3 separate regions of the Homo sapiens genome follow, and regions 1 and 2 are each linked to region 3. Evidence: chromatin loops called from intact Hi-C (ENCODE). Cell type or tissue: IMR-90. All regions are shown on one strand.

The links. Hi-C counts contacts between places; a loop is a spot of excess contacts. Peaks named below come from ENCODE experiments on the same cell type or tissue, not always from the same donor. Only the 100,000 strongest peaks of a DNase experiment are listed, where the experiment ranks them.
Region 1: a loop joins it to region 3, with 5 times the contacts of the local background. A loop is called at or near these places in 10 of 110 quality-filtered maps.
Region 2: it touches region 3 in a loop (5-fold over the local background); 2 of 110 quality-filtered maps call a loop at or near these places.

What each region holds. Positions count from the first base shown.
Region 1 is chr17:48,489,007-48,497,006 of GRCh38, reverse strand. No RefSeq gene overlaps it. Among named protein-coding and RNA genes, the nearest start is that of HOXB1, 38 kb to the left of the region's middle. In IMR-90, a CTCF peak has its summit at 4,334; DNase peaks (open chromatin) are centred at 2,396 and 4,266; H3K4me3 peaks cover 486 bases; H3K27ac peaks cover 767 bases.
Region 2 is chr17:48,534,567-48,542,566 of GRCh38, reverse strand. No RefSeq gene overlaps it. Among named protein-coding and RNA genes, the nearest start is that of HOXB-AS1, 5.8 kb to the left of the region's middle. RefSeq lists an enhancer at 5,346-5,640. In IMR-90, no CTCF peak of the experiment used is centred here; DNase peaks (open chromatin) are centred at 686 and 3,206; H3K4me3 peaks cover 1,551 bases; H3K27ac peaks cover 2,626 bases.
Region 3 is chr17:48,348,016-48,356,015 of GRCh38, reverse strand. The region is part of intron 3 of SKAP1 (src kinase associated phosphoprotein 1); the gene reads left to right. Among named protein-coding and RNA genes, the nearest start is that of SKAP1-AS2, 58 kb to the right of the region's middle. In IMR-90, a CTCF peak has its summit at 4,005; a DNase peak (open chromatin) is centred at 3,985; H3K27me3 peaks cover 2,955 bases.

The DNA of each region.
Region 1 (8,000 bases), 140 kb before region 3:
TTCCCTTCCTACTATTCCACCCACTCAGATCTTCTACTCCAAGCTATTTGTAAGCTCATTCATTCATCCAACACATATGGGACACCAATAGCGTGCAGAGCACCACATAGGCATGGGAGAGAACTGACCACTTCTTCCTTGGCACCCCAGTGTTCCCTATGCAGACTTCTGTCACAAACCTAACAGCATTTTATTGCATTTATTTGATATGTCTTCAGATATCTCCCTTTAAAAGACAATACACAGCTGAGGGAAGGAATTGTACTAGTATTTTTTTTTTTTTTTTGAGACGGCGTCTGGCTCTGTCACCCAGGCTGGAGTGCAATGGCGTGATGTCAGCTCACTGCAATCTCCACCCCCCGGGTTCGAGCGGTTCTCCTGCCTCGGCCTCCTAAGTAGCTGGGACTACAGGCGCCCGCCAGCATGCCCAGCTAACTTTTTTTAAAAATATTTTTAATAGAGACGGGGTTTCACCATGTTGGCCTGGATGGTCTCGATCTCCTAACCTCGTGATCTGCCCGCCTCGGCCTCCCAAAGTGCTGGGATTACAGGCATGAGCCACCGTGCCCGGCCTAGTATTTGTTTTTATCCTAAGTGTCTAGCCAGGGTCTGGTATATGGGAAATATTCAGTATATGTTGACTAAATGGAATGAACACAGAAGGTTGAGAGGACAAGGACGAATTAATCAGAGAGATCCATGTTTTGGAAAGAAAATAGATCTAAGTTTTTCTTCTGAGTATCTTGGGCTTAGGGAAACTTTCAAAATAATCCTGGGTTTGGAAATTTGACCTCTTCAACCTTGACATTGCTACAGCCTCAGTGTGGTTGCTGGGCTGTTAATAGTGTCACAAAGATATTTGACAGGACTGAGGACAGCTGATATGTCATCATTTTGAGCACCACATAGGGCATTTATCAGTGATAGAATATTGCTTAGAAACTGCTGCAGCAATGCATTTTGTTAGTTGATTTGTAAAATTATTAATATACCTAACTGTTCATATTTTTCTGTGCATTTAAAAGACACTTTATTAAGGTATAATTGACACACAAAAAGCTGAACATATTTAATGTGTACAACTTGATTAGTTGTATATTTGTGAAGCCTTCACCACAGTCAATGCCATAAACATATCCACACCTCCAAAAGTTTGTGTGCATTCTTGAACAGAGCCATCAAATGTTAAAAGTGAAAATACTATAGAAGGGAGTTTGCCCCTTTCTTTTTACAAATGAGGAATGGGAGCCCAGAGACTGAGCAAGGGTGTATTACCAGCTAATGGAAGAGCTGGGATTAGAATCAAGGCCTCCCAATTCACAATAAAGGCTTAGAAACCAGGGAGAAGATGGCAGTGGCTGTGTAAGAGTTACTTCTCTCTTATTCAGGGGACTTGAGCATTTTTTCCTAGTTCCTATACACAGAGGCATTCCTTTCTCTTTCTCTCTCTCTTTTTCCTTCCTTCCTTCCTTCATTTATTTCTATTCCTAACATTTAGAGTATGGGATACTTATGGTGTAGCAGGAAAGAGTTTATACACATTCTCTCATTTAATCTTTTTATTTTGAGATGGAGTTTCGCTCTTATCACCCAGGCTGGAGCACAATGGCACCATCTCGGCTCACTGCAACCTCCACCTCCTGGGTTCATGCCATTCTCCTGCCTCAGCCTCCTGAGTAGCTGGGATCACAGGCATCTGCCACCATGCCCAGCTAATTTTTGTATTTTTAGTAGAGACAGGGTTTCACCAAGTTGGCCAGGCTGGTCTCGAACTCCTAACCTCAGATGATCCACCTGCCTCAGCCTCCCAAAGTGCTGGTATTACAAGCATGAGCCACCATGCCTAGCCCTCTCATTTAATCTTCACTACAACCCTATGAAGTAAACATAATAATAACAACAGCAACAGTTATTATTCCCATTTTGTAGAAGAGGTACAAGGAAGTCAAACAACTTGCCCAAGATCCCGAAATCAGTAAGTGGCAGGGTTGGAATTCAAACTCAAATATGTCTCACTGTAGAGTCCATGCTCTTAACCATGGCTCTATAATTTTTGTTTGTTTCTTTGTTTGTTTGTTTTTAACAGCGTTACTCAGACTTCAGCAATGCCCCACTATGGAGAACTGGGCTCACTTGCTGATAGAGGAATCACCCTTGCTAAGTAGGTACCAGACTCCATCCTATTTTGTATACATCTCCACTATAGCCCGTTTGTAATTATTTGTTTTATTCCCATCTCTTACATGAGAGTAGAAGCTGAAGAAATCGTGTCTTTAATCATTTTATTTTCAACACCTAGCACAGAGAAGGTGTGTCATATGTGCTGAATAAATGAAGAGCTGAATGAAACCCTGACACAGCTCCCAGGGTTATCCAACACTAACAGAATGACTCAGAGCCTCTGAATTGGGGACTTGATCCACTACATCTGTTCTCTCGGCTTGGTTTCCTTGTGGGAGAAAGAACAACCTCGTTCATGCCCTACCAAATACAAATGTCAATAGATAATCTTCCAATCTCTGAAGCCAGAATTTGGCCTATGTACTCCTTTGCTGGGTGCATTTTGGCCTAGAGGCATGGCATGGGCAGTGAGGATCGTAGCCGTAGAACCCAGGGGCCATGGTGCCTTACGTATCAATACGCACACATTCGATGCGGGAAGATGGCTCTGCTCTCTGGGGTAATGCAGATCCCTTGGGGAGGTCTGTGCATGGGGAAAAGAGCAGTGGTGGTGTGGTGCCCCTCCCCAGTTCAGCAGTACTTTGATGTCTGAAGCCAGGAATCAGTCTCCTTGGTGGCTTGGCTGGACCTTCCCAAACCATGAATGACCTAACCTGGCATCATGGGCCTCATAAGAAAATTATAGGGCTTATTGGCTGCTGAAGGCTAACTTGTTTTTTGTTGTTGTTGTTTGTTTTTTGTTTCGTTTTGTTTTGTTTTGAGATGGAGCCTCGCCCTGTGGCCCAGGCTGGAGTGCAATGGCGTGATCTCGGCTCACTGCAACCTCCGCCTCCCGGGTTCGAGTGATTCGCCTGCCTCAGCCTCCCGGGTAGCTGGGATTACAGGCGCGTGCCATCATGCCCAGCTAATCGGGTGCGGGTGGCTCACACCTGTAATCCCAGCACTTTGGGAGGCCGAGGCGTGTGGATCACAAGGTCAGGAGTTCAAGACCAGCCTGGCCAACATGGTGAAACCCCATCTCTACTAAAGAGGCTAACTTGTTATTTTTCACAAGACTAATTTCCCCAAATCCAGTTTCCTTTTACACAAGACTAATTTCCTTCTCCCAGTTTCCATACTGGGAGAAGGGTCCATGGCGCTGGCCCTGACGTGTGACATGAGCCCCTGCAGTACCCACTCTGATTCAAAACTTCTGTGAGGGAAGGCGCTGGTCCAGGGACCATATTCAGGTCCCTGTTGGGTTAATCACCTCTGCATTGGGTCTGTTTAGATGCTTCTAGTCAAAGCCTGATGAGCCCAACGCTGGCCTCCCCACACCGAGCTCCCTTTTCCTGCGAAGGGAACTGATCAGGCCCAGGCCTGGCTAGGCAGGGTGGGTTGCCATCCAGGTCTTTGCCCTTTCTAATGACATGAGAGCTCCAAACTCCCACTGGGAGACAGGCCTGCTGTCCACAACCCTCTCCAAGAATGCACTCTCCCATGGGAAAGGGCATGGGCCCTTCCACCCTGAGCCCCCAAGAGAGGCGCAGACAGTCACAGGAGGGTAAAGAACGGTCCCCATACTATAAATATTTCTCAAACGTCTCCTGTAAATCTCCAGATGTGTCATCAGGGCACAGGGAAGAGATCTTGAATTAGAGCCGATTAGAGACCATATTCTCCCAGAGGAGGGCAAGCCTGCCCGTCAACCGAGCCCCACTTGGCCGCCGGGACCACCTCGGGAGGAAGCGTCTCCTGACAGCTTTCCTGGAGGCTGCCCCGTACCCTTCCGGGGCGCTGAGGGCTCTGGGAAGCACAGACACCATTTCCCCTTTGCCCTCCTGCCCTTTGTGGTGACAGCTCCGGAGTCGTCCCCGGGTGTGCCCTCTTCCGAGGTGAGTGGGGGGACAGGGAGCGCGCGGAGGGAGAACCGAGACGTGGCAGCAGCAAACTGCCCGGGCGGATGGGTGATTTACGAAGTGCTGAAAAGCATCTTCGAAGCTGTCATTTATCTTACAGCTCTCAGCCTAAATAAACACTGAATCCGCCTAATTATAGTTACAGTGGAAACACAACACCCGAACCTCCTCGCCAGCGCTGCCGGCCCGGCTCCGGCGCGGCTCCACCCCAGGCCTGGCTCCCACGTCAGCCCACAGCTGCACCCTAGCGGCGGCCTCTGCGCCCGCGGCTCCCGCATTCCCGCGCGCCTCTCCGGGCGCGCCTTCGTCCCTTCGCCCCTCTCCCTCTCACTATCTCACGCAGGTACAGTCCTGAAAACAATTTCGGTCAAGAACAGAGGCACCATCTCCATCCTGCTGGGAAACTGCACCTGCGGCATTCCTTCAGCTGCGGTGGGGGCTGGGGCTGGAGAGGACCCTTGACCTGGATGCTCCCACTCTTTCCCAGTCCTGGGATTCCTTGGTGTGTGGTCAGCTGGTCTGGCCTGGCCCAAGGGTCTACTGCAAGGGCAAGGGAACTCTCTCTTTGCCAGATCAGGAAAAGCAGCGCGGGGGTGGGGGTGGGTGGGGGGCTGGGGGTGGGATTGGGGGGCTGGGGGATGGTGGTTAGGAATCACTTAGGGTAGAGAAAGGACATTCTTTTTGTTCCCTGGTGATTTTGTGTCCTCCCAAGGAGAGGGGAAAGGTTCCTCCTGCCTGATAGTCCTTCCTTTCTCTATTTCTGTTCCTGGCCCTGAACTTGGAACCTCCCTTCCTCTTTGACATATGGGAGGCCTCCTGTCTTTAGAGATTCTTCTAACCTAGACTTCAAAGTGAGACAGGAGTTGGGTAGGACTTGTTTTGCAAGGTACAGGTCACAAAGATCCATCTGATAAAATGAGATGTAAAAAAGCTGGCCAAAACCTACCAAAACCAAGATGGTGACGAAAATGAGCTCCAATCATCCTCACTGCTCATTATACATTAATTATAATATATTAACATGCTAAAAAACACTCTACTAGTGCCATGACAGTTTACAAACACCATGACAATGTCTGGAAATTACTCTATATTGTCTGAAAGAGGAAGGAACCCTCACTTCTGGGAATTCCCCCACCTCTTTCCTGGAAAATTCATATGACCAATAAACAACCGTAAAAATAGCCAACCAGCAGCACTTGGGGCTGCTCTGCTTATGGAGTAGCCACCCTTTTATTCTTTTACTTTTTTTTTTTCTTGAGACAGAGTCTTGCTGTGTTGCCCAGGCTGGAGTGCAGTGGCATGATCTCGGCTCACTGCAACCTCTGCCTCCTGAGTTCAAGCAATTCTCCTGCCTCAGCCTCCTGAGTAGCTGTGATTACAGACACCCACCACCACACTCAGCTAATTTTTGTACTTTTAGTAGAGATGGGGCTTCACCATGTTGACCAGGCTGGTCTAGAACTCCTGACTTCAGGTGATCCACCTGCCTCAGCCTCCCAAAGTGTTTGGATTACGGGCGTGAGCCACCGCACCTGGACTATTCTTTTACTTTTTTAATGAACTTTCTTTCACTTCACTGTATTGGTTCACTCTTGAATTCCTTCCTGCATGAAGTCAAGAACCCACATGAACCCCAATTTCCCAAATTTGGAGGTCCAAAATTGGGGTTTATCCTGTGACAAAAGCAGAGGCAGATGCTTCAGAAGCAATCCGACTTGGATGCCCCAGAGTGGTTCTGAATGAAGCCATCATCCACTGGGGCACCTTCTCTAACTTAGTCTTTGTCCTTGGGGAGGTAGAGCTTAGGGCTTAGGGCGAGGGCTGGATTTGACACAGCAAAAGCACCCAGTTATTCTAACAACCATGGGACTCAGCCCCATGCCTGATGGAATCATAGTCCCTGAAACTCTGCAGAAACCAGTTTCCTAAAAGTGAGAATTTCAGAGCCCAAGGGGTTGCATTAACAGGGGCAGATCTAGATTTCATCCACATGGTATTAACTTACATGCTAGCATATAAATTACACTAGGCATGTAACTCACCCTTAATTTACTGCTGTCTTTTTGGGTGTGCAGGGTCTTGTTCTTATAGATACATTTGGAGATCTAATAACAAAGTAAAGGAAGGATTCCTCAATGGCAGGTGTAATCTGAGTAGCCTCCTGGAGGATGTGGTTTGGAAAAGAGTATAAATAAAAAAGGGGCTGCCACCTACAAGTTGAATAGGAATGGAGAGGAGACTTTGTAGAAAGAGAAACTGGGAGTGAGCATATAAGAAAGGACAGAAGAGGAAATAACTCTGCCTGCTCATTAAGAGCCCAGGCTGGGAATTCTTAATCCTGATTTTACTTCCGCAGTCACCCCTGACTTGCTGTATCAGAGAGTTATGGAATGTAGTCCTGCTTCAGTTCCAGCATTGAAACCAAGCCAGAGCAGCCAAGGCTGTGAACCCACATAACTGCGAGGGGCTTGGGTTCAGGCGAGAGGCTCTGGGTTTTAGCTTTTCCATGACACCAGCAGCCTCCCTGCTAGTCTATGGGTCCCTTCCCTCTCCAAAGAGCAGGATTTGCCCACCCAAATCTAGTCTACTTAGCCTAGTCTCTGAATTCTATCTGAAGGAGAAAGGCAGGGCCTTTTTTATGGTACGCATCGGAGTGTAATAAAAGAGAGATCCATTTTTTTTTTTTTTGAGACGGAGTCTTGCTCTGTCGCCCAGGCTGGAGTGCAGTGAGGCAATCTCGGCTCACTGCAAGCTTCGCCTCCTGGGTTCATGCCATTCTCCTGCCTCAGCCTCCCACGTAGCTGGGACTACAGGTGCTTGCACCACGCCCGGTTAATTTTTCGTATTTTTAATAGAGACAGGTTATCATCGTGTTAGCCAGGATGGTCTCGATCTCTTGACCGTGTGATCCACCAGCCTCGGCCTCCCAAAGGGCTGGGAATTACAGGCGTGAGCCACCGCGCCCGGCTCCCCCCCTCCTTTTTGTTTTTCACTATTTACACTACTGCTTATCCACTAAAGTAAGATAAAAATACCTGTTCCCTGCCTGGTTCCCAGAGCACCAATTCAAATGAATGAGGATGTAAAAGCTCATGGTAAGAAAATCTCTCCCTAGGTAGTTTCAGATGAAAGAACAGCTCTTTAGCACTTCTAGTGAGTTAGACAATGAGGGCTCTCCTTATAGCCGGCTGGGGTAATCTCTGCATTTTTTTTCTTTTAAATAAAAGAGAGGCATAAAGCCTCAGTACAGTTGAGTGACTTTCCAGAAGTCACATAGTAAATCACTGTTGAAGACTTGACCCTTTGTTTATTGGATCACAAATGCATTTTAAGAATATTTGGTTTGCATTCACTCTTTGAAGGCCAAGGCAGAAGAAAAGCATGTTTTAAAATGACATATCTACAGGTAGATGAGAAAATACTTTTTTTTTTTTTTGAGGCGGAGTTTCGCTCTTGTTGCCCAGGCTGGAGTGCAGTGGCATGATCTCCGCTCACTGCAACCTCCGCCTGCCGGGCTCAAGTGATTCTCCTGTCTCAGACTGCTGAGTAGCTGGGATTACAGGCACCCGCCACTACGCCCGGCTAATTTTTGGTATTTTTAGTAGAGAGGGGGTTTCACCATGTTGGCCAGGCTGGTCTCAAACTCCCGACCTAAGGTGATCCGCCCACCTCGGCCTCCCAAAGTGCTGGGATTACAGGTGTGAGCCACTGCACCTGGCCGAGAAAATACATTTTTAATAGAAAGGGGAAAACTCTCCTGATTTCTGCCTTGCTGAGTCTCTTTAGGTTTTGTGGGTCTTTCTGCCTTTCCTGCTTTTCCAATGTTCTCCCCTTGCATTGATTCTCCTTTTTCTTCCCTCCTGTCTCTTAGCAGTCCAGTCAGCAGTTTTGTCCCCAGGATGCTTTGCTTTTTTTTTT
Region 2 (8,000 bases), 190 kb before region 3:
TCAGCGGCCCATATGGCAGCAAAGCCTCCAGGGCCGGCGAAGTCCGGGTGGTACAAAGGTGACCCGATTGATGGCCGCTTCGCCCACGGCTCCGGCAAAAGTCGGGAGTTTGCAGGAAGCTGGGTCACCTCCCCGCCCCTCAGCAGAGGGTCTTTGGTCCTGAGCGGGTGGTTCTGGGGCCTCTGCTTGGAAATAGAGATGGGCAGGTCGAGGGAGAGAGTGTACAGCGAACAGAGGAGGGTGAAAGGAGAGGAAGCCTGTGGACAGTCTTCAGGGTCGTGGCGGGGGCAGAAGTTTACTGGAATTGGGAACAATCCAAGGGCTTCCTAGGCTTTTGCTTCTTATGACCGAAGCCGGTGTAGGACCTTTTTCCGAACTCAAGAAGCCTAGGGACGCGAGGCCTGGGGCTTGAGCCGGGCCTCTTTGGGAGCTGTAGGTGGCTCTCCAAGGAGTGGAGTGGGGTCGGGGATTTTCTCGGGAAGCAGGGTCCCGCACCCAGGGATGGTAACTGGCTTCCCAGTGGGCAAGAAAAGAGGCCAGCTGAGAAATGTGGCGCTGCCGGGACACCCATGGACTCGGGCTGCTGGGGTTTGGGAGACCATCCAAGCAGCAGCCGGGCGAGAAGCCCAGGGTGGCCCGGCAGCGTCGCGAGGCGCTGGACCTGCGGGGAGAGAAGGAGGAGCGAGGAGAGCGGGAGGGAGACAGGGAAGCAAAGACGATGCTCAAAATGGCGCTGGGGCCGGGCGGCGGGCCGGGGGGGGGGCGAGGGAAGAAGCTGTGGCCGCCATGACAGCCGCTGCAGGAGGCGCCGGCCCAGCCGGGATCTGCCCCCGCCCCTGCGTCCTCCCAGCTGGATTTTCCAGAGGCCAGGGAAGAAGGGGAGCCTGGGGGGTCCCACCTTCGTTTTAGTTAGTTTGATTTTTTTATTTTTAAAGTGGAGCCCAACGGACGCTGAGGACGCGAGATGGAAGGAGAGTCCGGGTGGATGTGGGAAGGGAAGGAGAGCGGCGGGTCTGCGGGCCTGGGTGTGCCTCATCCAGTCTGACTTTTGATTCTTCGCTGTGGGATTTGAAGCCAGGCCAGAGCTTTCTCTGAATGCAGACCCACCAGTCTTGACCAACAACTTCATTTCACGTATCAACACCATGTCCTGTCTATCCCCCACCACACCCTGCCTGGTTCCTTGTAAACCTGGTAAGCGGGAAGCAAGGATCGATCTCCCCCATCTGCCTCCTGGTTTGTTCTGGGAAGGTGGAGGTTTAAAGGTCCCCGGAAAGCCATCCATCCTCCTTAGGTTTCTTTAATATTTCTCCCGCTCAGAAACAGACACTACGGGGCTATCTCCCCGGCAGATGCTGCCCTTCTCAAAAAGCAGTTTATTTCCTGGGCCTCCAGACTTTCCCCTGGACCAACAGGACCGGGATTTAGAGTACCAGTCACCCAGAGGCAGCAATTGTCAGGATAAGCCAGGAGCCAACATAGGTTGTGACACAGAGGACTAGACAGGCCCTTTGCATATTTTAAAATGGGTCCCTCAGTGTGGGAAGTACACACCTCTTAGTTAGCTGGAACTTAATCCCTTAAACTGTCTTAATATAGAATTCATCTCGTGCATTAATCTTACATCATGTTAAATTGCACTTATTTCTCTCATAAATAAATATAGAACAATTAGATGTGTTATAATAATGTCATGTATCTTATTTTCCCTCATAAAATATATAGGTATGAAATAAATTCAATATATTAAAGTAGTAATACACAGCTTATTGGCTTATGTGTTTATTTTCCCCATAAATAAGGGAATATACAATATATTAAAACTACGCTATACATCTCATTGGGCTGTGTGTTTATTTCTCCATAAAATATGCCCACAGGCAGTGTTTAACATCTTAAAAATCACAGCACACAAGCCATCTCTACACTAGCAAAATGAACAGATATTTCAGCTGGGGCTTTGATTTCTATGGACAGTCAAACTAGATAATTTGGTCTAATTAAAAATGCTCTTGCAGCTAGCTATAGCAGGTTGTTACAAAGATCAAGAATATCACAAGGATCTTGCTAATGTCCTACCTTCCAGTTTCTTTGGTCAAAATGAGAGCACCCTTCCTCAATGCCAAAAAAATGCAGAGTTGGCTCTGCAGGAGAGAATTCCTATCCCCCATCATGGTCTGCAGCACTCAAGGGCCTCCGATGCACCAGTTCTCTGCAGCCTGGCTGCTCCATGGACCAGCAGCATCAGCACTACCTATGAGCTACTTAGAAATACAGAATCTTAGGCCCCTGAATCAGACCTACTGAATCAGAATTTGCAGTTTAGCAGCTCCCCAAGTGATTTATGTACACTTAAAAGTTTGAGAAGTACTGCTAGATCACAGTGCCACCTTGCTTTCTGCCTTCCTCCATGCTTCAGAATTTTTGACTCACTTTACCTGGCCCCTGCCTTCCAATTCTCCCAACCCAAACCAGTAGCTCAAATGGCAGGGAATCTTTGTTCCTGCCTGGGCCTGCATCAGTCCTGATTCCTTCCTGCCAAAGTAGTGGTGAGCCAACCAAAGGCTCAATGTACCTGTTTAGATTCAGGTACTTTGGATATCCTAGGGGTGAGAGGTCTTAGTCCAGGTGTTGTCTTTGGCTGATTATTGGAGAGGAGTTGAAACTCTTTTTACAGGAAACACAAAAGCGTTGCTGGCTGTCTTCTTTCCAAATTTATGAAACTCACCGTCTCTGATGATACCACGGCAGCACAAAGAGGCAATGAATTTGCAGAAGGAAGTGACTCCCATCTTCAATTTCCCTACCCAATTCAGATTCAAGGGAATGCCTGGCAATTTGGGATTCATAAAGGATTGCAATTCAGGATCCCTGTGTTCCGAATTAACTTCTTTTCCTTCTTTCATCTCTTGGGTCATCCTTTTTAGCTTGAGTTTTCCCAGTTGGCCATGGAGGAGTAAGGGGAAGAGGGGGTGGTTCCCAGATAGGGCAGCAGACCCCAGTGGTGGTGGCAGATTAGAGGGCAGCTCCAAGTGGCCGCACTCACTTATTCCATCCTGATTGGGGCAGGGTTCCTCTTGGGTCAGGACCAATTGTGAGTGGTCTGTAGCACAGAGTGGTTATAAATTCCCTGTGGTTGGAGTGGGAAGGTTTCAGTGCAGCCCGGAAAGCTGCTCGTCAGTCTGCCCTGCTCTTAGTGAATCATTCTTTTAAGAGGCATGTCCCATTAATATTACAGTGAAAGCAAAGGACCATTAGACTGAGGAATTACTCGCAATCATGGTAACCCTGAGTCATTAAAAAAAAAAAAAGTTAACTTATGCCTGAGCAAGTCTATTCCCCTTTCTGGACCTCAGTTTCTCTATCTGTGAAATAAATGTAAGAATTAAATGCCTCTAATGTACTCTACATTAATATATGCATATTCTTTAGTATATATTATTTAGTCTTCACAAACAATGTATTAACTGTTTATTATGGCCGATGTCTTGTGCTGTTAAGTAACTCTTGGTGTTTGACAGTGACCTACCTCACGTGAATCTGGTGGGGCCATTTTAACAAATTTTCTTTTATTTTTTGAGATAGGGTCTCACTTTGTCACCCAGGCTGGAATGGAGTGGTGCAGTCACAGCTCACCACAGCCTCAACCTCCTGGGCTCAAGTGGTCCTCCCATGTCAGCCATCCGAGTAACTAGGAGTACAGGTGCGAGCCACTAAGTTTGGCTAATTTTTTTTTTTTTTTTTTTTTTTTTTTTTTTACAGAGTCTCGCTCTTGTCGCCCAGGCTGGAGTGCAATGGCGTGATCTCGGCTCACTTCAACCTCTGCCTTCTGGGTTAAAGCAATTCTCCTGCTTCAGCTTCCTGAGTAGCTTGGATTACAGGCGCCCGCCATCATGCCCGGTTAATTTTTGTAGTTTTAGTAGAGACAGGGTTTCGCCATGTTGGCCAGGCTGGCCTCAAACTGCTGACCTCAGGTGATCTGCCCGCCTTGGCCTTCCAAAGTGCTGGGATTACAGGCATGAGCTACCGCAGCTGGCTGGCTATTTATTTATTTATTTATTTATTTTTGAGACGGAGGCTTACTCTGTTGTCCAGGCTGAAGTGCAGTGGCAGGATCTCGGCTCACTTCAACCTCCACCTTCTGGGTTCAAGTGATTCTCCTGTCTCAGCCTCCCAAGTAGCTGGGACCTCAGGTACCTGCCACCACGCCTGGCTAATTTTTATATTTTTAGTAAAGATGAGGTTTCACCATGTTGGCCAGGCTGGCCTCGAACTCCTGACCTCAAGTGATCCGTCCGCCTCGGCCTCCCAAAGTGCTGGGATTACAGGTGTGAGCCACCTCCCCTGGCCTTTTATTTATTTTATTTATTTATTTTTTACGGCTAGTTTTAAAATATTCTGTGGAGATGATATCTCACTGTATTGCCCAGGTTGGTCTTGAACTCCTGAGCTCAAGTGATCCTCCTGCCTCAGCCTCCCAAAGTGCTAGGATTACAGGCGTGAGCCACTGTGCCTGGTCAATACATTTTAATTAGTATCTTTACACCAATAATCATGCATTTATCTTTATTTAAATGAGTAGAGAGCAAAATCTTTTCAACAAGCAGGTAATCGGGTGCAGCATTGTCTGCCAGGTGCCTGGTATTCAATAAATATGAGTATTAAAAAGTATCCTAGCCAAGTTTTCCTTTGACTTTCATCCTCTGCCACCTCCCCCAACATTTGGTTATGTTTACTCTTTTTCTTTTGTTTTTTGTTTGTTTGTTTTTTTAAGTAGGCCATTTCATATAAAAAGAGCCACCAAACTTCTTTTTTGACATGATGTTCTAGACTTTAACAGTCCCTTTTAGTTATGTTTAATCTGGTTGCTGGGGCATCAGAGCATAGGCACAATTTCTGAGACTCCCTAAACAGCACTGCTGAATTCACCTACCCATCTTTACCCAAGTCTCTGACAAGCACTTGCTGGCCCCACTGCAGATCTTCTTGGGATGTACTCTCAGTCCTCACTTTGCAGAAGGTGGCCTGTAGGGCCTCAATTCATCTTCTGCCTGCTGAGGCTGATTATAGCCCAGATCCTCCACTGATCTCTCCAGCCCAGCTCTGCCTACCCCTCTTCTCTCCTCCAGCCATCCCTCTGTCCACATTCAGGGTAAGGTAGATATTTAGTGCCGGAAAGAGATCTTCCTCTTCAGAGGAGAGAATGAATAGTAAAGGAGCCCTCTTAAAACTTTCTCTCTCTCCGGGGCCGGGCGCGGTGGCTCACGCCTGTAATCCCAGCACTTTGGGAGGCTGAGGCGGGCGGATCACGAGGTCAGGAGATCGAGACCATCCTGGCTAACACAGTGAAACCCTGTCTCTACTAAAAATACGAAAAAATTAGCCGGGCGTGGTGACAGGCGCCTGTGGTCCCAGCTATTTGGGAGGCTGAGTCAGGAGAATGGCGTGCACCCAGGAGGCGGAGCTTGCAGTAAGCCGAGATCACGCCACTGCACTCCAGCCTGGGTGACAGAGCAAGACTCCGTCTCAAAAAAAAAAAAAAAACTTTCTCTCTCCCCCAACAACTGCAGAAAAATCACAATCTGTATAGTCATTCAGACCCAAATTCAGCTTGATCACTGTTTGGCTAAGATTTCCAAAGCAGATATTTTGGCCAAAAAAAAACTATTGCATTTAGATAAACTCGATTAAGTAGAAAATTATTTTAATTCTTCATGTCACGCTAACCTTTCCTTTTAGAAAGATCTCAGTCATTATTTAATCATGCCCCCAATTATTGACTCCAGATGGAAGTTTACATCTTGCTGATCTGTCTAGATCCAGAAGTCAGGTCACCTCTAGGATGGACAGTTTCCAAGCGAAATTCCTTAAGGAAGAAGAGACAACATCCTCCCTAGAAAACTTTTCCCCAATGTTTGGAAAATCAAGAAGTTCTTTCTAATATCCAACCACAAACCTTTCTGTTGCAATTTTAATAATTTGGATTCTTTATAGGCATAAAATATTAGGCTTTGGTTTTCAAGAAACCCTTCAGGTTAGAAGAAAATCCTTTGCCTAAACAGAGCCAATCTTCTCAATTCTCAATGAAATTTGCATATGATAAAGTACATATTATATTGTATAATATATGGTGCTATGTTACATGAAAATATAGCCTAAATGCTATTCTCCTCCTATCACACACACACACACACATAGATAGATAGATAGATAGATAGATAGATAGATAGATAGATAGATAAGTTTTTGTTCGTTTTTCGTTTTTTGTTTTTTGAGACAGAATCTCACTGTGTCACCCAGGCTGGAGTTCAATGGCGTGATCTCGGCTCACTGTAGCCTCCACCTCCCAGGTTCAAGCAATTCTCCTGCCTCAGCCTCCTGAGTAACTGAGACCACAGGTGTGTGCCACCACGCCCGGCTAATTTTTGTATTTTTAATAGACACAGGGTTTCACCATGTTGGCCAGACTGGTCTCGAACCCCTGACCTCTGGTGATCTGCCTGCCTCAGCCTCCCATAGTGCTGGGATTACAGGCATGAGTCACCGCACCCAGCCTACTTATTTCCATATTTTAATATGCTAGTTATATTAAAAAGCAGAAGACTGACTCATAGCATTTCAGAATGTGATTTAAAGTTAATATCATACATTTAGAGAGTTCCCTGTGGTTTGTATTTTCTTGTTTGCTTTAATCCTACTAACAAGGCAGCAAGATAAGTAGTATTAAACCCATTCTTTTTCTCCGAGGCTGAGACTAATAGAAATCAAGAAACTTGTCCAGGGCCACAATGCTAAGAAGTGGCCAAGCAAAGGCCAGGCACAGTGACTCCCGCCTGTAATCCCACACTTTGGGAGGCTGAGGCGGGTGAATTGCCCAAGCTTGGGAGTTCGAGACCAGCCTGTGCCACATGGTAAAACCCCATCTCTACCAAAAATACAAAAAATTAGCTGGGTATGTTGGCACACACCTGTGATCCCAGCTACTTGGGAGGTTGAGGTGGGAGGATTGCTTGGGCCTGGGAGGCAGAGGTTGCAGCGGGCCGAGATTGCGCCACTGCACTCCAGCCTGGGTGACAAAGTGAGACCCTGTATTAAAAAAAAAAAAAAAAAATGGCCAAGCAAGGGCTTGAACCCAACTATTCTGGCCCACATAGCTAGCACTAATCCCATTACAATATGTACTACATACAGTCTAAGGTTCTCAACCAGATTTATGACAGTTTAATTAGCTTGCATTAAAAGAAATATCCTTTCTCTAACAGCAACAAAAACAATTCATCTCATAGTGAAAAACTTGTGGTGGTGCATGCTTGTAGTCCTACCTACTCAGGAGGCTGAGGTGGGAGGATCGCTTGAGCCCAGGAGGTCAAAGCTGTAGGGAGCCGTGATTACACCATTGCACTCTAGCCTGGGGCAACAGAGCGAAACCCTGCCTGAAAAAAAAAGAAAGAAAGAAGGAAAAAATTATGAATATTCTTTACTTCCTAAGCCCCAACTTTTTTTTTTTTTTTTTGAGTCTTGCTCTGTCGCCCAGGCTGGAGTGCAATGGTGCGATCTCAGCTCACTGCAACCTCCGCCTCCCGGGTTCAAGCGATTCTCCTGCTTCAGCCTCTTGAGTAGCTGGGATTATAGGTGCCTGCCACCACACCCGGCTAATTTTTGTATTTTTTAGTAGAGATGGGGGTTTCACCATGTTGGTCAGGCTGGTCTTGAACTCCCGACCTCAGGTGATCTGCCCTCCTTGGCCTCCCAAAGTGCTGGGATTACAGGCATGAGCCACCTCACTGGCCTAGCCCCAACCTTTGATCTTGGGTTTGGCCTCCCTAGATTTGGGCTGGGGAGAGCAGATAGAGACATTTAAGGTCTAATGAGAGAATTTAGATTGCTCCTGCCAAGCCCCCAGCTGAAGCAGCTTCCTTCACAGAAAGGACCAGAATCTGAGGTTAAACTTCTAATATATCCCCATTCTGGTTAGATAGTTTCCTTGCCTGCATTCTCAG
Region 3 (8,000 bases):
CCCAAAGTGCTGGGATTATAGGCATGAGCCACTGCTCCTGGCCTATTTATTTTGAAATGTTAATTAATGGGAAAGGCCCTGATGATGGTATAAAACAGCAGCATTCTCTGTTGTTTAATGTTTGAGAACGTTGGTATATATAGGTGTGTTGAGTTTACTTATCACTTAAAAGTGAATTTTTTTTTTTTTTTAGACAGAGTCTCGCTCTGTCACCCAGGCTGGAGTGCAGTGGCACGATCTCAGTTTACTGCAACCCCCACCAATAGGTTCAACCAATTCTTATGCCTCAGCCACCCAAGTAGTTGAGATTACAGGCATGTGCCACCATGCCCGGCTAATTTTTGTATTTTTAGTAGAGATGGGGTTTTGCCATGTTGGCCAGGCTGGTCTCGTACTCCTGGCCTCAAGTGAAAAAGTGAATTTAAAAATAAATTATATGGCCAGTCATGGTGGGTCACATCTGTAATCTCAGCCCTTTGGGAAGCCGAGGGAGGCTGATTGCTTGAGCCTGGGAGTTCCAGACCAGCCTGGGCAATACAGAGAGACCCCATCTTTATAGAAGATACAAAAATTAGCCAAGCATGGGGGTGTGCACCTGTGGTCCCAGCTACTTTGGAGGTTGGGGTGGGAGGATCACTTGAGCCTGAGAGGTCAAGGCTGCAGGGAGCTGCAATTGCACCACTGCACTCTGGCCTGGGTGACTGAGTGAGACCCTGTCTCAAAACAAAAACAAAACAAAAATAATAACAATTTTAAATTAGTATTGTATAATACTCATGGTGACTGATAATGATATCTTTTCTTACCCCATCTTAGTCTTTTTAGAAGTTCACAGAACTTCAGATTTTCGTCTTCACATAGATGTCAAGGAAAATCAAGTCACTGAAAATTAATGACTGCTTTAAGTTTGTTTGATTAGCCCAGGGGACTTTGGTTGAGGAAAAAAACAACTTATAAATGATTTCTCTTAGAAGGTATTATTCCTGGACTAACACAGAAAATCAGGTGAGGAGTACAGTTTCTGAGCATAGAATTTTTACATAAGAATTAGTGTTCATCAAGACTTGTGCCTCTAACAAACTTTCATGTTCTAAACACAAAATATTGAGAGAAAAGTGTAGTCCATTTGAATACAAGCTTTTTTGTTTTTTTTGCTTAAAACTTTTTTGTGAGTAAGTAGGTTAAGACTTCAGACCTGAAACCCAATGAATTTGCTTGATATTTTGAGGCTAAATAATGTAATAGGTGGACCCAATTCTATTAGAAAGCATTTATTTTTCATTTGGCTTCTCATCAACACATGCTTCTCTCAGAAACTTGTTTATGAAGATGGCTAAGTATCACTAGCACAGGAAAGGGACTGCTAAGTTATAGGCAAGGGGATTTATATGACATATAAAATAAAGATTCCAGTTTCTGCTGACTCTTGTGAGGCAAGTAGTGGAAGAACCAATCTTGTGAACCCTATCGGTCCTTGTCAGCTGATGTGAATTTAACACACATTTGCCATCCTGGAAAAGTTATTGATCATGATTAATCTCTAAAATGTATTTTCCTAAACTTAAAAAGTGATACCACTTACCCTTAAGATTTATGCACTTTACTTGTGTTAGTGATGCCTCAATTAAAAAGTAATTTTTTTAAATAAAGAGATACTTTTTCATGTGAAACTTTTTTTCCAAGGAACCAAATATTGAACTGAATTCTTGACAGTGAGAGGTTTTGGCTGTTGATAATGATGTTACATACATGTTGTCAAATATGTGAATGAGAATCCCTGTTTGGAGTGGGATGTGGCATGGGGAGGTTGAATCTTGTCACCATTTGCCATTACAGCTTTAGTGGTATTGGAGGTTTATGTTATCACAAAGAAAACTTACCCTTTCTTCAGTATGTTAAAAGCTGGCTCACATGTTTAGGCCTGCTAATCTTACCCATAATCCATTCTTTACTATGTATTATTTTATTTTTACTCCTTGGACTTTTGAAAAACATTTCTTATATCTACCTGTAGCCTGTACAACATGTCTTCTTCTTCTTCTTCTTTTTCTTCCTCTTCTTCTTCTTCTTCTTCTTCCTCTTCTTCTTTCTTCTTTTCTTTTCTTTTTTTTTTTTTTTGAGACAGAGTCTTGCTCTGTCACCCAGGCTGGAGTGCAATGGCGCGATCTCGGCTCACTGCAACCTCTGCCTCCTGGGTTTTAAGCAATTCTCTCTGCCTCAGCCTCCCAAGTAGCTGGGATTACAGGCACCTGCCACCACGCCCAGCTAATTTTTGTATTTTTAGTAGAAATGGGGTTTTGCCATGTTGGCCAGGCTGATCTTGAACTCCTGACCTCAGGTGATTCACCTGCCTCGGCCTCCCAAAGTGCTGCAATTATAGGCATGAGCCACTGCACCCGGCCATCTCATTCTTCTTTAATGGAAGATATTGGAATCCAACTAGCCTTGTAGTTTCTCTCAAGAAGTTTCTTAAGTAATGTTGGCTTACCAATTGGGGCATAGTAGACCCCAAAATGTATCAGGATTGTAAATAAGTGCTAAGGCCTACTACAACTTGCTGTTTGGGAGAAAGGAAAGATGGGACAAGAAAGCAAGATGAACCAATAGTAATAAAATTGCTACATTTATGTGGCATTATATATTTTTCAAAGGCTTTTCCTGCTCTGAGACTTAAAGCATGATGGTGCCAGAAAGGAAACACATTCTTTAACCAAGCCAGGTCAATGCTATATTTAAGTATCCAACAGAATCAAACAGAAGGTGCTGGAAAAAAATCAGTATATTGATTTCACTAAGCCTGAGGTGGCTGTTCTAAATTTTGCAAGCATGAAATTCATACCAAAAAGTGATATTTTGAAAAAATTACTACATTACTCGATAATAAATTTCAACTATGAATTGGACCACTTCTTTCTTGACCAAATCATTGACCAAATTTTGTTTTGTCTGTCAGTTCTACTCTCCATACCTAACGTGACTACTGCTATTATCACTAATAATCATAATTTATAGATTTACTTTATTAAAGTTAAAATACTAATTGATAGTATATACCATAAAGTCAACTCACTGGCTGTCATTCAATATGCCTTGCCTTTGAGTAATGATCATGATTTATTAAACATGCAGATTTTCAGGCTATATAGTTCAGTGGATTAGAACAAGAGCTTAGTAATCAGACAAGTTGGGGTGAAAGCCTGGCCCTGCCACTTATGAGTCACCTATATGACTTTGGGTAAGTTATTTCATCTTTGTGTCTCAATTTCTTTATCTTCATCTTTGGGATAATAATACATCTCAGGATTGTTTTGAGGATTAAATGAGATAGTCCACAAAAAGTCTTGACCCAGAGCTTGTACCCAGTAAGAGTTTAGCTAGCTATTATATAATTATTATTATTATAGCTAACTTTCTCCTATATGTCAAAAGATACTGAAAATTCAGTTGGATAGCTTTGTAATAAGAATTAAGGACTGAGAATACAGTGGCCCAAAGAAAACAGAACTATGAGCCAATAATTCCAGATTATGATTGCCTGGTTGCCATATGATAAGTGCATTCATTTTACAATATATTTATCCACATACTACCAAATACCTAGGTTTATATATTTTGAATTATGTCAAAATCTCATTACTGTTGAAAATATTCCCACTCAGCAGGTTCCATTTTAGTACCAGTTGAACAATACCAGTGGTAGATGGAATGTGTTAGTGTGAAGCTGGAATGACTGCTGACAGGCTGTAATTTGCTTTATGAAGTGTGGGTTGTCACATATACAATTATCTGGTTTATATTTGTTGCTGCCAGCCCTACAGTTTGTTAACATCCAGGAGTTATGCCTTTATGTGAAACCTAAGAAGGGTTAAAAATCCCAGCATTTTCTTACAGGGTGGGAGAGGAGAAGACAGTGGCTGCTTTTTTTTTTTTTTTCTCTTTTCTTGTTTCTTTTTCTTTTCTTTTTTTAAGAACTAGGATGATGCTACACACTACAGCTCACCCTACTGGTCAAAATTAAAAACTGCATTACAAAGGACCATTTTCTTGAGGGAAAAAAAGAAAAAAAGAACTTTTCAATTAGCTCCCACTGACATTTTCCTGTCCAATCCACCACTGACAGATATAGTTCATTCTGAGAATATCATTAAGCTATGCTGCCCTTTCGGTTGTTGGATTCACAGGTGTTGTTATAGTGATTATACTAAGAGTGTCTAATCAATTTGGCTCCATTTGTGATTATTTAGACTGTGCCACTCTCCTCAAATGTTATCTCTAAAGGTTCTTAAGAAGGCTGTTATTCTTAGCATGATTACATAATTAGCAAACAGTAAAAAACTGTAGTTTTTTACTAAGCTAAGCTAAAAACTGTAGTCTTAGGTTCAATTTACTTCTTGTACATTTGAGATCCAGTTGGAGCAACTTTTTAAAAGAATGATAAATGGAAACTTTCTTTACCTGACCTATCATTTATTCTGTAGACTTAATGACATTCAGTACCATTACACTCACTGCCAGGGCTTTGGGGGGAAAAAAGGAATATTTATACATTGAATTATAGATAGGTGTAGTAAAGGAAAAAAAAAAGAGAGATAGGCAGAAAGTCCGACTGTATAGAACAGAGAAGAATTTGAGTCCTTCACTATACATGGATTAATCACAAGAACTAACCACACAGATCCAAATGGATATTTAGAAATTGGTGAAGCCTCTAGGATGTTCTCTGGAAAACACAGTACATTTTCTAATGCATGAATATGTGCAAAATGGTATGTAATTTATAATGGAAGTGTTGACAGAATTTTAGTTTTGGTGCAGCAAATGTGCTCTATAATATACTTATGTGTGAGTAACATTTCATATATGGTCACATCTGTACCCAACATATATCTTTAGTTGGTATTAGATTCAATAACTTAGTTGAATGGTTATAATAAGGACCAATAAGCTGCAGTTTTGCTAACCTTACTATAGTTCAGCTTTGGGAGCTGTATTACTATTAAATTGGCCCATGAAAATCTGGCAATATTAATGCTATCAAGCATGAAAACTAACTGGACTTGGATCAGGGAGCTTTATTTATAGCATTTTAGTGAGAATTTATTAGTTTAAAGAGGGAGCTGTATTTCTTATGGGATCTTAAATATTAAATAGAATAGGAAGTCATGTGTTTCCTTCCAACAACAACAATAATTTAAAATTTTTCAATTTTAAATTAATCTAAATTTCCTTATATAATCCAGAGATACTTGGTGAAGTAATAGCAAACCCTAGTGTTTTGTTGTTGTTGTTGTTGTTGTTCTTTTTTGTTTGTTTGTTTTTGAGATGGAGTTTCACTCTTGTTGCCCAGGCCGGAGTGCAATGGCACAATCTCGGCTCACCGCAACCTCTGCCTCCCGGGTTCAAGCGATTCTCCTGCCTCAGCCTCCCAAGTAGCTGGGATTACAGGCATGCACCACCATTCCTGGCTAATTTTTTTGTATTTTTAGTAGAGACAGGGTTTTCCATGTTGGTCAGGCTGGTCTCAAACCCGAAACTCAGGTGATCTGCCTGCCTCGGCCTCCCAAAGTGCTGGGATTACAGGCATGAGCCACCACGCCCGGCTGCAAACCTTAGTTTTTAACCACGCCATATAAACAGTTGGTTGCAAATATGAATAGAGTCTTTATAATATAGCTCACAATTAATTTGAAGAGAAATAAAAGACGATGATGTAGACTAACAAAAAAAATCGAGACTTTACATATTGAATAAGCAAACATATATGTTTTCTCTGTTATTTGTTATTTTCTCACTTTTTTTAATGCTTAAACCATTTTCTGTCTTTTTAAATTTCTTTCTCATTTCTCTGGTAAAATTGTCATTATGGCCTGTTTTTGTCTCAAAATAGTATCTGCAAATTCAGGACTAAACGGATTTGCTGTGAACTAAAATAGTTACAAGGGGAACATCATCATGGTTCATTTTTCTCCCTGTTTTATTTGGAATTGAATTAGTAAATGAAGTTTTAGCAGTTTAATTCACTTCTCCATAAAGTTTATGGAGCAGCAACAGCTGGTTGAATCTGTGGCAGAAAAAGCCAACTTCTAGTGGCCAAGACTATTGTTTCAGAATTAAGGGGGAAAACTCATTAACTGTTAATGAAAACACAGGGAATAAAAACAAATAGCACAGAAACCCTAGGAAATAATTACCTTACACCTGACACAAAGCTGCTTTATCTTTCTGCTCCAACCCTCAGAAATTCACAACTTATCACTCTGTGGAGCATGAATGAAATTGAGTTTGACTCTCAGAAAAGAATAGAGAAATCATCCTGCTTATGGGCCCCTCAACATGTACTGGGTGGAGAACCTGCCATTGAATATACCAAGGAGTGTATCTAACGCCCAATTCTTATGACACTTAGGCTACAGGAGCAAATTACCTGCTAATAGCAGGTGAACCCTTGATATAGTTCCACTAGATCTTGTTTAGAAATACAAAGAGAAAGGACTGAAGGTAGTGGATGTGATTAATGGAGATATGATGTGTTAGAATATATATCTGTATAGAAATATATTGATTCTGAGGGAGTTGCAGTGGGAAAATGTGTCTCCAGTGGCAAGGGGTCTTGCTTGTGAGAAATCCACTCTAAGCAGATAGAGTTCTAAGCCCTAATTGTAGAGCTGCTGAGTGGAAATGTCTGTCACTATAGTTTGTGATCATTTATGTCTGATCCCACTGGACTACAGTTGTGGCCATTTAGAACTGCAATTGTCAGAGCTATAGACAAATCCAGAGAACACGTACAGTTATGTTTTAAAGAAAAATGATGTTCTTAAACAAATCCAAAATGACCACAATAATTGCTGTTCTTCTATAAAACTTTTCACCCATGCATCCTCAGTAGTTGTAATCATTTCAATTACATGGGAGTGTATATTTATATGGTATTATAGCCTTGTTTCTGTGTGTGCCCAAGGGAACTGGGTCACTTGATATGACACTAAAAACACTTATAACAACATCTCCATCATCAGGAACTAATTGCACTTGGGTGTAAAGCTTATTTCTAAATGTTCCCGCACCACAACCATTTGTACTACTGACCTAGGCTCTGTTTTGCTGCATTGAGTTGTATATCTATGTCGTTGTGTACTTTACAGAGGAACTGTCTCATGTTTGACACCAGGGGTGGCTGTTGAAAGCACACCTTGGGTGACTATACTCAGAAACCATAGGAATCACGTGGAAGTGACTTTTCCATCTGAAGTTAGGAAAGCAAGTGCCAAATCCAGGCAGGTGTTTTGGGTAAGACTTTAAAAACTGAGACTGTGAAGGCAATGTGATACCCTGGATTGGATCCCAAAACAGAAAAAGTACATTAATGGAAAACTTGTGAAATCCAAATAGAGTCTGTAGTTTAGTTAATAGCAATATACCAATGTTAATTTATTGGTTTTGGCAGATAGACCTCAATTATGTAAGAAGTTGACATTGGGGGAAACTGGGTGAAGGGTATGTAGGAACTCTGTACTATCTTTGCAACACTTACATAAATCTAAAATTATTCCAAAATAAAAAGTTCACTAAAAAAAAAAGCCCTTCCTGATCTGCATGTTTTTTAAAACACTTAGAATGTGAGCATGTACTTTTTTTCTTTCTTCTTTTCTTTCTTTTCTTTTTTTTTTTTTTTGAGGCAGGGCTCACTCTGTTGTCTAGGTTGGAGTGCAGTGGCACAGTCATGGCTCACTGCAGCTTTTACCTCCTTGGCTCAAACGATCCCCCCATGTCTCAGCCTCTCAAGTAGCTAGGACCACAGGCACAAGCCACCATGCCTGGCTAATTTTTCTACTTTTTGTAGAGATGGGGTATTGTCATGTTGCCCAGGCTGGTCTTGAACTCCTAGGCTCAAGCCATCCACCTGCCTTGGCCTCCCAAAGTGCTGGGATTATAGGTGTGAGCCACTGTGCCTGGCTAGGTTCTTTTTCTTTAATGGTGGATTTGCCACATTTTTGAAG